2 separate regions of the Homo sapiens genome follow, and region 2 is linked to region 1. The links are chromatin contacts, found by Hi-C or POLR2A ChIA-PET in ENCODE. All regions are on one chromosome and are shown on one strand. The core of a region is the stretch at or near the end of the contact, and the rest is flanking DNA. Distances in the headings are between cores, read along the strand shown.

The links. A loop is a pair of places that touch in the nucleus more often than their neighbours do. ChIA-PET counts read pairs that join two places held with the same protein, here RNA polymerase II (POLR2A). Pooled maps may share reads with other maps.
Region 2: POLR2A ChIA-PET joins it to region 1 with 10 read pairs in AG04449. The contact joins two enhancer-like sites. A Hi-C loop is called at or near these places in 3 of 168 maps with a recorded cell type or tissue (CD14-positive monocyte, Caco-2 and HepG2) and 4 of 50 pooled maps. POLR2A ChIA-PET finds 5 or more read pairs at or near these places in 7 of 52 experiments (AG04449, CD8-positive, alpha-beta memory T cell, Caco-2 and 4 more).

What each region holds. Positions count from the first base shown.
Region 1 is chr16:57,821,866-57,828,726 of GRCh38, forward strand. It overlaps a transcript of KIFC3 not described here. Among named protein-coding and RNA genes, the nearest start is that of KIFC3, 23 kb to the left of the region's middle. RefSeq lists enhancers at 2,986-3,487, 3,488-3,987. Within about 2 kb of position 5,451, at least 8 of the 41 ENCODE cell types and tissues checked have a DNase peak (open chromatin) inside an H3K27ac peak, as active enhancers do.
Region 2 is chr16:57,889,102-57,895,942 of GRCh38, forward strand. All of the region lies in intron 31 of CNGB1 (cyclic nucleotide gated channel subunit beta 1), which reads right to left. Among named protein-coding and RNA genes, the nearest start is that of CNGB1, 79 kb to the right of the region's middle. Within about 2 kb of position 3,779, at least 8 of the 41 ENCODE cell types and tissues checked have a DNase peak (open chromatin) inside an H3K27ac peak, as active enhancers do.

The sequences.
Region 1 (6,861 bases), core at 4,201-6,700:
TCCCACCACTGCACTCCAGTCTACATGACAGAGTGAGACCCGTCTCTACCAAAAATAAAGATTAGCCTGGCATGGTGGCGTATGCCTGTGGTCCCAACTCTTCAGGAGGCTGAGGTGAAAGGATCACTTGAGCCTGGGAGATCAAGGCTGCAGTGAGCTGTGATGGAGCCACTGCACTCAGCCTGGGTGACAGAGTGAGACCCTGTCTCAAAAATAAAAACAAAAACAAAAACTAAAACAAAAAACTGCAAGTAAAACAAGAAAATTCCCCAAGATACAATGGCCATGTGGTTAAGAAAATGGGATCTGGAGTTAAGCTTGGAGCACCTTTCGGGGCTGAGCACCCTCAGGCAAGCCTCTTAACCTCTCTGAGCCTGTTTCCTTCTGTGCAAAAGTAATCACTTGTCCCTCAAAGGGTTGTTGAAGAGATGAATGAGATCATGTACAGGAAGATCCTGGAACACAGTAGCTGCTCAATACATGGGAGCACTCCCTGCTGGAGGGCCTTTCATTCTACAAAATAACTGGCCTGTCCTCTTTTAAAATGCCAATGTGGCTGGGCGCGGTGGCTCACACCTGTAATCCTAACACTTTGGGAGGCTGAGGCAGGCGGCTCACTTGAGGAGTTTGAGACCAGCCTGCCCAACATGGTGAAACCCCGTCCCTACTGAAAATACAAAAAGTAGCTGGGTGTGGCAGCGGGCACCTGTAATCCCAGCTACTCAGGAGGCTGAGGCAGGAGAATGGCTTGAACCCAGGAGGTGGAGGTTGCAGTGAGCCGAGATCACACCATTGCACTCCAGCCTGGGCGACAGAGCAAGACTCCATCTCAAAAAATAAATAAAATAAAATAAAATAATAAAATAAATAAAATGCCAGTGTCATGAAATACAAAGAAAAACTCAGAGACTGTTCCAGATTGAAGGCAACACAGAGCTTGGATTTCCTTTTGCCATGAAAGACATTCTTGGAGCAATTGACAAAATCCCAATACAGTCTGTAGATTATTAGGTAGCAGTGTTGTTTCAATGTTAATTTCCTGATTGTGATCATTGTATATTGGTTATGTAAACCAAAAATTAAATTCTAAGGTCCCCCCCAACCATCTGAATAAACCCCTCCTCTTGGCCAAGGGCATTCTAACGTTAACTTGAAAAACTGGTTTAGACTATGATGGAAGAGGGTTTGGACAAGCCTCATTATACTTTCCTCCCTTTTGGAATTCAAAAGTCGACCAGCATTAACATCAACACAGACCTTAAGTCTGATAAGAAACATTTACAATCTATTCTTCATCTGCATGATAAAACCATGGTCTCTACAACCCCTTATCATAACTCAGACATTTCTTCCTATTGATAATAACTCTTTCAACCAATTACCAAGCAGAAAAATTTTAAATCAACCTATGACCTGGAAGCCCCTGCTTTGAGTTGCACCACTCTTCCAGATGGAACCAACGTAAATCTTATATGTATGGATTGATATATTATGTCTCCCTAAAATGTATACAAGCAAGCTGTGCCCTGACTACCTTGGGCACTTCTCCTCAGGACCTCCTGAGGCTGTGTCATGGGCATGTCCTTAACCTTGGCAAAATAAACTTTCTAAATCGATTGAGACCTGTCTCAGATACTTTGGGTTCACAGTTATAAAAGAGAATTTCTTGTTTTTAGGAAACATACAGTGAAGTATTCAAGGGTTAAGAGGCATTATGTATGTACTGTACTCTTAAACAATTTCAGAGGCAAGAGTCTCACTCTGTTGCCCAGGCTGGAGTGCAGTGGTGCGGTCTTGGCTCACTGCAACCTCCACCCCCCAGGTTCCAGCGATTCTCCTGTCTCAGCCTCCTGAGTAGCTGGGGTTACAGGTGTGCACCACCACACCCGGCTACTTTGTGTGTGTGTGTGTGTGTGTGTGTGTGTGTGTGTGTGTGTGTTTTTAGTAGAGATGGTGTTTCACCACGTTGGCCAGGCTGGCCTCAAACTCCTGACCTCATGATCTGCCCGCCTGGGCCTTGCAAAGTGCTGGGATTACAGGTGTGAGCCACCACGCCCAGCCTAAACTACTAATACTTGAGGAATCTATAGAAAAATTGCGAGAATAAAGTCTGCAATTATGAAAGAAAAAAGAAAGAAAGAAATGCATGGTTCCTGCCCTTGCAGAGTCCTGTCAGGGAGAGCACGTCTTGCTGGTGGCAGGCTTCCAGGGAGGGTGATCAACCGTCCAGGTTTGCCTGGGGTTGTCCTGGTTTTGGCACTGAAAGTCCTGCATGCTGGAAAACTCCCAGGATGGTCAGTCAGCCTAATTGCAGGCAAGCTTTGTAGATGGAGATCTGGGTGCATAAGAACCTCTGTTGGTCCAGTGAGGCTCCCTGCCTTGGGGGAGCCACTGAGTCTGCACCACCAGCCAGAGGCAGGCTTGTAGTGGGTAGGCTGAGGGCAGACTGGACATCTCAGCCCACCCAGCAAGAGCTGGGCCAGTGGCTTTCTGGCAAAATGAGATGTTCACTGCAGAGAACAAGATTCCAAGTAGGGCTGGGTGCAGTGGCTCACACCTGTAATCCCAGCACTTTGGGAGGCCAAGGCAGGTGGATCACTTCAGGTCAGGAGTTCATAACCAGCCTGGGAAACATAATGAAACCCTGTCCCTACAAAAAATACAAAAATTAGCCAGGCGTGGTGGTGCATGCCTGTAGTTCAAGCTACTTGGGAGACTGAGATGGGAAGATTGCCTGAGCACAGGAGGCGGAGGTTGCAGTGAACCAAGATGGTGCCCCTGCACTCCACCCTGGATGACAGAGCAAGACGCTGTCTCAAAGAAAAACAAAAACAAAAACAGAAAAACAAAAGATTCCATGTAGCCCTTTGCCTGAAATCACTACTGAGGCCCTGTAGGTGCAATGAACAAGGTGGGGAGGCCAGCCCTGCACCCCCGGTACCTTTTTCTAAGGAATTTTTGTAAAGATGGGGTCTCGCTCTATTCCTAGGTTGGTCTCGATCTCCTGGCCTCAAGCGATCCTCCCATCTTGGCCTCCCAAAGTGCTGGGATGACCAATGTGAGCCAGCACCATTGGCACCTCTCAACCAGGCCCTCTCTCATCAAATAGTTAACCTGCCTCCCAAGCCTACTCAGATATCACTGCGGCCAGAACCAATGAGATGGATGGATGGATGTCAACAGGGCACTTCACAACAAAGGAATGTGGCCTACAGCACAACTCACCCCAGCCCAGCCCTCCTAGCAGGTAGATTGCCCAGCCCTTGGGCAATCCCAGGCTGCTCTGCAACACAGATGACCTCTTGAGGGACTTGCCTCCTGTTACCTGCTGAGCAGCGAGTCCCACACCTAAGTGAGGTGGAGGAGAGGCACCACCATCAGTCCTCATGAATCACTGGCCAGGCTCCTTCTCTTTGTCCCTCCCCAACAAATGCCAAGCATCTGCACTAAAGCAAGACTCTGGCTTGACCCCAGCCTCAAAGGGAAAATGGGGTTTGCACATGGACTTTCGGCTCCATTCATGAAAGCATAGATACGTGTGATTATAACAAGGATATGAGCTTGGATGCAGCAGGCTGTTAAACACCATGCCAGGAGGACGCCACTCCATTTAACCCCTGAGGCCACTGTGGGGCCAGCTGTGAGTCAGGCTTTGACCTTGGCCACCTTCCTAATTTAGAGTGGCAGCTGCCCACCCAAATTAGCTGCCCCACGTTCAGCCTCAGCTCTGCTGTTCAAATGCCTCTATCTACTTAGGTTCTTTGGAAAACAATTCTGAGGTTGTTTTCTTTTCTTTTTTGTTTTTTGTTTGTTTGTTTTTGTTTTGTTTTGAGGCAAGGTCTCACTCTGTCGCCCAGGCTGGAGTGCAGTGACATGATCTCAGCTCACTGCAGCCTTGACCTCCCAGTCTCAAACAATCTTTCCACCTCTCAGCCTCCTGAGTAGCTGGGGGAGTACAGGTGTGCACCACCATGACTGGCTAATTTTTTCCATTTTTGTAGAGAAAAGTTTTGCCATGTTGCTCAGGCTGGTCTCGAACTCCTGGACTCAAGCTATCAATCCACCCACCTTGGTCTCCCAAAGTGCTGGGATTACAGGCATGAGCCATTGCACCTGGCTTGTTTTCTTGTTTAACTGTTTTTAAGCCATATATGTTCAAACAGTGCAAACTATGGTGAAAAGTAAGTCTCCCTCTCACCCTTAACCTCCGTCCTCTGCCTCCCTCCTCTGAGGGAATCATTGCCACCAGTGGCTGGAGGGTCCTTCCCCAGAATAGTCCCCACATACAAGCCCACACCCCAAAATGCCCGCTTCCCCCACCATGGGAGTCCAGAGCACAGTTCACATGCTATCCTGTGCTTTGCTTTTCACACTTCACCCTGTTGGAAAGCTCTCCACGTCATGCATACACACTTGTCCTTCTATGGTTGTACTTTTTTCAAAGAGTGGACCCAACTGATTGAACCAGTTCCCTATTAACAGGTAATCGAGTTATTTCTAGTCTTTTGTGACCACCATACTTCCAAGAATGCCCTTATACCTAGATCTTTTATCTCATTAAAGGTGGTAGTGACTATTCCTAAAAGTGGAACTGCCAGTGTTTTTAAATGTTTAAATTTAAATTTAAACATTAAAAAATATTGGGTTAGGAACCACCACTCTTTTGAAAATTTCACGTAAAATACCAGTTCTTTCTCGAGAAACAAACAAAACAAAACAAAATAAACTATGTGATGATTTTGCATTCAGTTACTAGAGGGAGGCTCATAGATGGCACATTAAGAAGTCTTGGTAGAGAGGAAGAGAACAGGTGCAGGAAAATTGTATCCGACCCTCACTTCCCTGTGTGCATAAGTGTTTTGATTTGGTCATCACAGAGGAAGCTGACAGTTTGTTCTGCTGAGACACACAGTGGAGTTCAGTTCTGATTCCAAAAGTCAGATTCCTGATCATATTCTGCCACTAGAGTACATACCTCTCACCGTGGTCATACTCTGGACCTCGGACTCCCAGAATGTGGCTGCTGAGCAGAAGTGCGTCTGGGGCTGCTCCACACGGTGCTGCGCTGGGACACTGGGGCCTGCTGCAGACCCTCCCTGCAGCTGCTGCCTTGGGACTGTGAAACCAGAGTCTGCTAGGAAGGCTCTGCAACTCACACGCTCAGTTAGGCTTTAATATTTTATGCCAGCTGCCAATAAGGACTCAGGTGACAAGAGTCACTTCAGGAAAGGAGCGTGCAGAAAGCATGGACCCCGTCATCTCTCATTCAGGGTCCGCATCAGACTAAAGCGATCCCACAAGAGAAAAGCTAAAAGGAAGCAGAGCCGTGAACAGCCTGTGGCTGGTGGGAGCCTGGCGTCAGCGAGCTCAGGGTCTCACTTCAGTGACTTGGCAGCCAGTAGCTTCCCTTGGGCCATGGCCACAGGCCACATCTCAGTGTCTGGTTGGCTCTACGTCCAAGGCCACTGCCGGCTGCAGAGACGTGGTGAGGGCTGAGGCCAGACAGCTGAGGGCCCTGGCTGACCTGCTGGCCCATTCACCTGAACAAGGTTCACCCAGGGCAGTTTCCACAAATCCGGAGCAGAGCCAGAGAGCCAGCCCATGCCTGGCACAGAGGAGACGCTCAACACCTGTCATCCCTTCCCTTCTCCTGCCTGTCCCTCAGAGTTCCTGGAGCTTCCGTTCTGCTGAGCCTCATGCTGCCCATGCGACACATCACGACCATTTTCAGGACCACAACCTCCCTGTCCCATGGCCGTTTTCTGAGGTCTAGAAGTCACCCCCTTGGGCTTAAGCAACCACGAGGCCATGGATGGTCACAAATTTCCCTGGGCTGCACTCCACAAACCCTCCAGTGGGCACAGCACGTGTCTCTCACATTTTGGAGAGAAAGGAACTGAGAACTCCCATTTCTGGAACCCCATGCCAGTTCTAGAAGGTTCCATCCTGAAGATGAAAGCTGATTTGTCATCTGTGGTGTGTCCCAAGAAAAGAAAAATACCTCATTTTGTACTGAGCACTAACTACACACCAGGTGCCTATTGAAGCCTCTGAGGTATGTTCACTTACTTATTTCTCCCAACAACCCCTTGAGGGAAGTTCTATTGTTGTACCCTCTTTTCAGGTGAAGAAACTGAGGCACAGAAAGGTGAAGTGCTTCCCCAAAGTCATGCCACCAGTAAGGAGCAGGCTGGGATTTGTAACCCAGGCAGCCTGCCACGTGGCCCCTGGCCCTCTTGGAGGCTCTTCCCTGAGCAGCCTCCAGAGGAGAGAATGGAAGAAGCCACTCTGCGCTCCTCCTCCTCCTCTCCTTCCTCATCATGAGGGAGCCCCTGCCTGTACAAGTGCTTTACCTGCATCATCTAATGTCACCTTTGCAAATGCCCTGTGAGGTAGGAAGCGTGCTTAGGTCCCTTTCTCAGGTGAGGATGCCAACGTGAGGCCACCTGCCCGGTAAGGCAATGGTAGACCGGGACTCGGCCCAAGGCTGTGCCGCCATTGAAACCCAGGCCCTCTCTGGGTGCTGCACATGGAGGCCTGTGTGCAGATGTGGCCATGAGGAAATGGTGTGAGTGGCAAAAAGGCCAAGAAGCCAACGTGGGTGGCGGGAGGGAGAGCTTGCCAAGGAGAGCTGCTTGTCATCATCTACCTGAGGGTGGCACCTCAGAAGACAGCCTGGGTGGGGCCCCGCGGCATTGGACCAGGGTCCCAGCCTGGGTTCTTGTCCCAGCTCTACCCTGATGGATCCCGTCTCTGGCAGACCTGGGCAGAGGAAAGGCCCTGAGGACCCTTCAGGCCCTAATGCTTTATGATGCTGGAGCAGGAAGCAGGGCTGACAGCAGAAACCTTGGCCCCTAGTGG
Region 2 (6,841 bases), core at 2,529-5,028, 66 kb after region 1:
CACAGGATTGTGATCTCTGTCTTGCAAGGGGACTCTCCCTTGCTGACTTTATTTATTTTTTATTTGATTTTTATTTTAAGTAATAGAGACGGGGTCTCCCTATGTTGCTCAGGCTGGTCTTGAACTCCTGGGCTCGAGCAATCCTCCTGCCATGGCCTCGCAAAGTGCTGGGATTACAGGCACGAGCCACAGTGCCTGGCCTCCCTTGATGACTTTGATGTAGGGAGCAGCCAGCTGTGTTGGAGAAGGCCCACATGGCAAGGACCTGAGGCCAGCCACTGGCCAATTGCTAGTGGGAGCTGGGGCCCCAGTCCTACAACCCCAAGGAACTGAATTACACCAACAACCATGTGATCCTGGAAGTGGGTCCTTCCCCCATCCAGACTTGAGATGAGAGCCTGCTCTGGAAGACATCTTGATGACAATCTTGCAGAGGACCTAGCTAAGCCATGTCCGGACTTCTAACCCACAGAAACTGAGATCGCAAATGTGTGACTTTAAACAGCTAAATTTGTGGTAATACTGTTATGCTAATACATACTCTCTCATTTAAGTCTCACAACAATCCCCATAAGTAGGTCTTATTATTCATCCTCATTTCCAAATGAGGGTATAGAAGTTCAGAGGGGGTGAGTAACTTTCCCAAGGCCACACAGCTAAGAAGCGGCAAAGCTAGAATTCAAACCCACACTTCTGACCCCAGTGCCCCAGATATTAATGATTACAAAACGACATTGCATCATTATCTTCCTGGGCACTGACAAATACCCCTGTGACATGGAAAGGGCTGAGATTATTGTGCCTCTGACAGTTGGGGAAATTGAGGCTCAGAGCAGGGGGAGTGACGTGCCCAAGGTTACCAGGAAGTGGCAGAAGCAGAATTGCCACCCACATCTAATGGCATGTACCACCCTGTTTCTCTAGATAAGGGTAGATTTTCCATCAAAGAGAGCCCTAGCTTTTTACCGGCAATTTTTCACACTACAAACATGCGGTGAGCAGTTTGTCTCAAGAACAAATGAATTCTGCCTGCAACCAGCGGGCCTAGACAATGAATTGGCAAATTCATTCATCAAGGCTCCAGCAAAACTTGTTTGTTTAAAAATGAGGCCATTACTGGCTGCTTATCTAATCAGAGGCAATGGGTTTAAATTGTGCATGTTGATATTAATTGCCCAAGATTTGCATTTCTAGCTGGAGATCCCCCAGGAGAACACAAACATGATAATTCACCAGACGCCTCTGACACGCGCCAGCTCGGCACTGTCCCCCATGTTATTTGAGTCCATAATTCATGATGTGACAGCCCACAGGAAGGCTGAGGGTGCTGTGAAAATGAACTATCTTTTTCTTTCTAACAAAATAACTATGTATAGGACCTTTGCTGATTGCTACTAGCTGTCTCTGTTTGGAAACATTGAGCTAGCTTCTGGGGCATTTCCAGATTAGGGAAATTTGTCCTCATTTTCTGATGATGTATGCTTCCCTGTAACTGAGATTGAGCAATCAGCCTGGAGCAAGTGACCCACATAAGACCTCTTCATCCTCTTTTTTGGAGTGGTCAAGCCGGAGATCTCAGCACTTCACTTCTTTGGGGACCCAGGTCCCCCATCTGCAAAGCAGGGAGCTTGGACAGAATCCCACACGTGGCCCTCACCAACTCAGATGTCCCCGGGACTATGGTTCTCAGACAGTGTATCTCCCCTGATGAGCAGAGCTCATACACAATCCCCTGCCTCTCTGGTCAAGCTGGCCTGGCCAGCAAACAACCACTCTGATGACTCATGGCTGAGACCCCCATTCCCACGCCCCCCCATGTTGCTGTGAGGCCTGTTAGCCCCATTCCTTCGCCTGGCTGCCTCCCACCCACACCTCAGCCTTCTCAGTGTGGACACAGGTGCACAGGCACTGTCAGGAATGGGGGCCTCTGCACAGCTCTTGGGAGGTGCCTTTGGGGTCCCATCTGATTTGCCAAACTCTTGCCTAACCCACCCAGCAGGATGGGTAACAGCTAAAAGCATGGCTTTCCTGAGCTTTGCTCCTCCTGGTGGGGGTGGGGGCAAGAAGAGAGGGTGGGGAGACCTGGTACCAGTTTTCAGTCATAAGCAGTTGAATCTCATGATTTGTAGTAATTATGTCCTATAAGATCTCTGCGGACACTGAATTAGCAAAAATGGAAACATTGTTCCTAGGGGAAATACAAGGCTAGATTCCTACAAATCTCCCATCACAACATTCATCAACCATAATACATGAACTTGGCCAGGCGTGGTGGTTCACACACAGTCCCAGAACACTGGGAGGCCAAGGCGGGAGATTTCTTGAGCCCAGGAGTTCGAGGCTGCAGTGAGCTATGATCGTGTCACTGCACTCCAGCCTGGGTGAAAGAGCACGACCCTGTCTCTAAAATTAATAATAATAAACTTGTCTTATGTGTGTTTCTTTTTAAAGACATTATTATTATTATTATTTTGAGACAGAGTCTCACTTTGTTGCCCAGGCTGCATTACAGTGGTGTGATCTTGGCTCACTGCAACCTCTGCCTCCCAGGGTCAAGCCATTCTCCTGCCTCAGCCTCCCGGGTAGCTGGGATGATAGGTGCCCATGACCACGCCTGGCTAATTTTTGTATTTTTAGTAGAGATGGGGTTTCACCATGTTGGCCAGGCTGATCCTGAACTCCTGACCTCAGGTGATCCACCCACCTCAGCCTCCCAAAGTGCTGGGATTACAGGCATGAGCCACTGTGCCGGCTAAAGACATCTTATTAAATATAGATTATTGTTTTATTAACATTGAACGCACAGCCAACAGCACTGTAATTCATGCCTGAATGAAGCTTATCTAACACATATTTTCTGTGTAAGGCACATTGCAGACTTCTTGTGCTTAGGAACATGAGACGGCACTTCAGCACTATGCTGGGGGGCCATTTTAAACAGTGCAATCGCCAACAAAAAGCACAAAAATGCAAAAAAAAAAAAAAAAAAGAGTAGCATTAAATGGACCATAAAAAGACACCTCTTCGCAGTACAAGAGCTAAAACCACAAGACAGAACAGGGACTTCAGCGGGGAGCGTGCACTTGGGGTGACTCAAGTATTTTGCTGCTCTGGGCATGTCCTTGAATGACCACAAAAGCCTGTTAGTATTGATCTTGGCGTTGCAAGTCCATTTCAGTGAGGAGGCGAATTTGCAAATATGGAGTCCATGAATCACAAGGGTCCACTCTACCTCCCTGTCCCTGGGGAGAGGAGGCACTGGCACGCACCACTGATGTGGTGGGGAACGTGGGGAGATTTTCTGGGAGAAATTCAGATAGACTGGGTTTTGGAAGGGTCCAGTGGGTCCCTTGAGAGCAACCAGGTAAGGTGAGTTTGGGGGCAGCTTCCTTCCCCAGGGGACCTCAGTGTCTTGTGTGCATGATGCTTGGACATCAACACTACATCCTTTTACCTCGAAGCTGCCAAAGGGCTCCTGTGAAAACCTAAGGCACTTCAAGTCACTCCTCTGTGTAAAACTCTCCATGGCTCCCATCTTCCTCTGAGGTCTGACCCAATCTCTTCCCCTAGACTCCTCTGATCCCATACCAAGCTATGCTAATTTTCTTGCTGTTGTGCCACCCACACACTAAGCCTGCTCCTCCCCAGGGCCTCTGCACATGCTGTTCCCTCTTCCCAGAATGCTGTACCCAGCCATCAGTCCCCCAGCTCACTCCTTTGCTTTGTGCAGGTCTCGTTGAAATGCCACCTGCTCAGAGCAGCTTCCCCAACCAGCTTATCTCAGACAGCTCTCCGTCACTTCCCGCTCCTCCCGTGGCTTTGTGTTTCCTCGTAGCCAGACGCATCACATCATCGCTCATCTTTCCATTGCCGGTTCCCTGACTAGAATGTGAGTTTTGTTTGGTCCCTCCTGTGTCCCCAGAACTCAGCACTGTGTACTCGATACATCACTGTGCTGTAGGAATGGATGCTGGTGAGTTTCTTCCCTCTATTATGACAGCTCTCTGTGCAGTTTATTTATGGTGTCATTGTATAGAATGAAGGGGAAAATAAGAATGTGTGATACAAGACAAGGAGGAAAACCCAGATATGTGGATTAAAAAGGTTTTACCCAACTGAAAAATTATAGGGTGAATTTGATGGCTACAGAGGAACAATTGCTTATTTATCTGAGAGACAGGGTCTTGCTCTGTCACCCAGGCTGGAGTGCAGTGGCACGATCATAACTCACTGTAACCTTAAATATTTGGGCTGAAATGATCCTCCCGCCTCAGCCTCCTAAAGTGCTGGGATTACAATCATGCAGCATTGCGCCCGGCCTGAAGTGATCCTTATTAACATGCACTGAGCTCTCTTGTATGACAGGCACCCCACCGGAGACATTCCTGCACACTATTTAATTTTCACAGCAGCAGGCCAGGCACAGTGGCTCACACCTGTAATCCCAGCACTTTGGGAGGCCAAGGCGGGCAGATCGCCTGAGGTCAGAAGTCCCAGACCAGCCTGGTCAACATGGTGAAACCCCGTCTCTACTTAAAATACAAAAATTAGCCGGGTGTGGTGGCATGTGCCTGCAGTAGTCCCAGCTATTGGGGTGGCTGAGGCAGGAGAATCGAATTGTTTGAACCCAGGAGGCAGAGGTTACAGTGAGCCAGGATTGCGCCACTGCACTCCAGCCTTGGCGACAAAGCAAGACTCCATCTCAAAAAAACAAAAAAAATTTACAGCAGCAAAGTAGGGGTTATGACCTTTATTTTACATAGGAGACAACTGAGACCAGAAAAGTTAAACAACTTCCTCAAAGTCACACAGCCAGCACCTCACATGGAAGGGATCTGAGCCCCGCCAGCCTCCCAGACCTATTGTGGGGTTCCTGACACACTACGTTGCCTGTCGCTCAATTTGAAACCTGATCTTAAGGGTTTGAAAACAAAAACCGGCTTTTCTAAAAAGAATGACCTGTTCCCCAACAATGCAAAATACGGATGCACACGGTTATTCGTTGCACCACTGTTTGTAATTGCAAAATTGTGGAAATACCCTAAATGTCCATTTACAGGAATGTTCTGCCACTGTGGAAAGGAATGAGGAAGCTGACTCTGCACTGATAGACAATGATTTCCGGGTTTTGTCGTCATGTGGAAACAAAGCAAAGTACAAGAATCTACAGCATGCCATATTTTGTGTAAGAAAGAAGAAGAAATAAGAAAATGTTTGGGCTGGGTGTGGTGGCTCACACCTGTAATCCCAGAATTTTGGGAGGCAGAAGCGGGCAGATCACCTGAGGTGAGAAGTTCGAGACAAGCCTGGCCAACGTGGCAAAGCCCCATCTCTACTAAAAATACAAAAATTAGCTGGGAATGGTGGCAGATGCCTGTAATCCCAGCTACTCAGGAGGCTGAGGCAGGAGAATCACCTGAACCCGGGAGGTGGAGGTTGCAGTGAGCCAAGACCTAACCACTGCACTCCAGCCCAGGCTACAGAATGAGACTTCATCTCAAAAAAGAAAAAAAGAAAATGTCTGTGGACTTGTCCATTTTCGCAAAAGTAAGCAGAGGAAAGAAAAGGCAGAAATTGATGCAACGAGCCACGTAATAATGGGAGTTGCAGTCAGGGGGCAATGGGGACAGGGAGAGTTGGGACGCTTTTCTGAGTGCCCCATTTTGCAGAGTGTTGACCTTCAGGAACATGTTAATGTTCTACATACTGAAAACAAGAAAAAGTCAACAAAGATCAGGGTGGCAGGAGCCCTAAATGGAATGTAAACTGAAACAAGTGAACCTACCTGTATTTCAAATGAATAAAGTAACCACATTAAAGGGTAGTGGAGGAAGAGAACGACTCCAGATAACTTTGAACGTAACACTTCCATCATATATACTCGGGCTAAACACAAAAGAACTGCATCCAGTACTGAACTCTACCTAGAAGCCTTACTTTTTGTTTTTACAGTGACATGGGCTGGAAATTCTGAAATGAACTTCCCTGTATTGCTCAGTGTTGGAGAAGAGATTTACAAGTATGAAAAGGGAGAATATTAGAATGAATTCTAATATGTGGTGGCAGGGCACGGTGGCTCACACCTGTAATCCCAGCAACTCTGGGAAGCCAAGGCAGGCAGATCACCTGAGGTCAGGAGTTTGAGACCAGTCTAGCCAACATGGTGAAACCCCATCTCTGCTGAAAATACAAAAATTAGCCAGGTGTGGTGGCACATGCCTGTAATTCCAGCAGAGGTTGCAGTGAGCTGAGATGGCGCCACTGCACTCCAGCCTGGGTGACAAGAGTGAAACTCCGTCTCAAAAAAAAAAAGAATGAATTCTGTGGTGCTGGATTGAAATTGTTTTATAGATAATCAGTAGAATAGACAGAAAAATTTAAGTTGGCATATACATGTATATGTGTGTGTATGTATTTTATATATACATAATATATTATATATGTATTTTTTATATATATATATATATTTGTACTTATACATCTTGGTGTGTATGTGGGTGTGTTTCTTGGTTCTGTCTGCTGCAGAGGCCTAGTAGCACTCCAGTAGCAATGACTGCTCCTAGGACTCAGATCGTGGTTTCTAAAAACCATCCCCCAGTAAAAGGAATCAAGGCTCCTTGGAGAAATGGCCATTTCCAGGATACTGCAAGGGAAGTACAAGATGAACCAGGGCATCTGGTTGTGGCTTACTGCTCCTTGAGTAAGCAAGGAAGTGCTAAAATATGACAGGGATATCACGAAGGTCACAAATGAGCCACCTTGAAAAAGTGCCCACTGGCCAAACTGGACTAATTTGAGCATCAAAATAATGATTGTTAACAGAGTATTCATGGAATCAAGT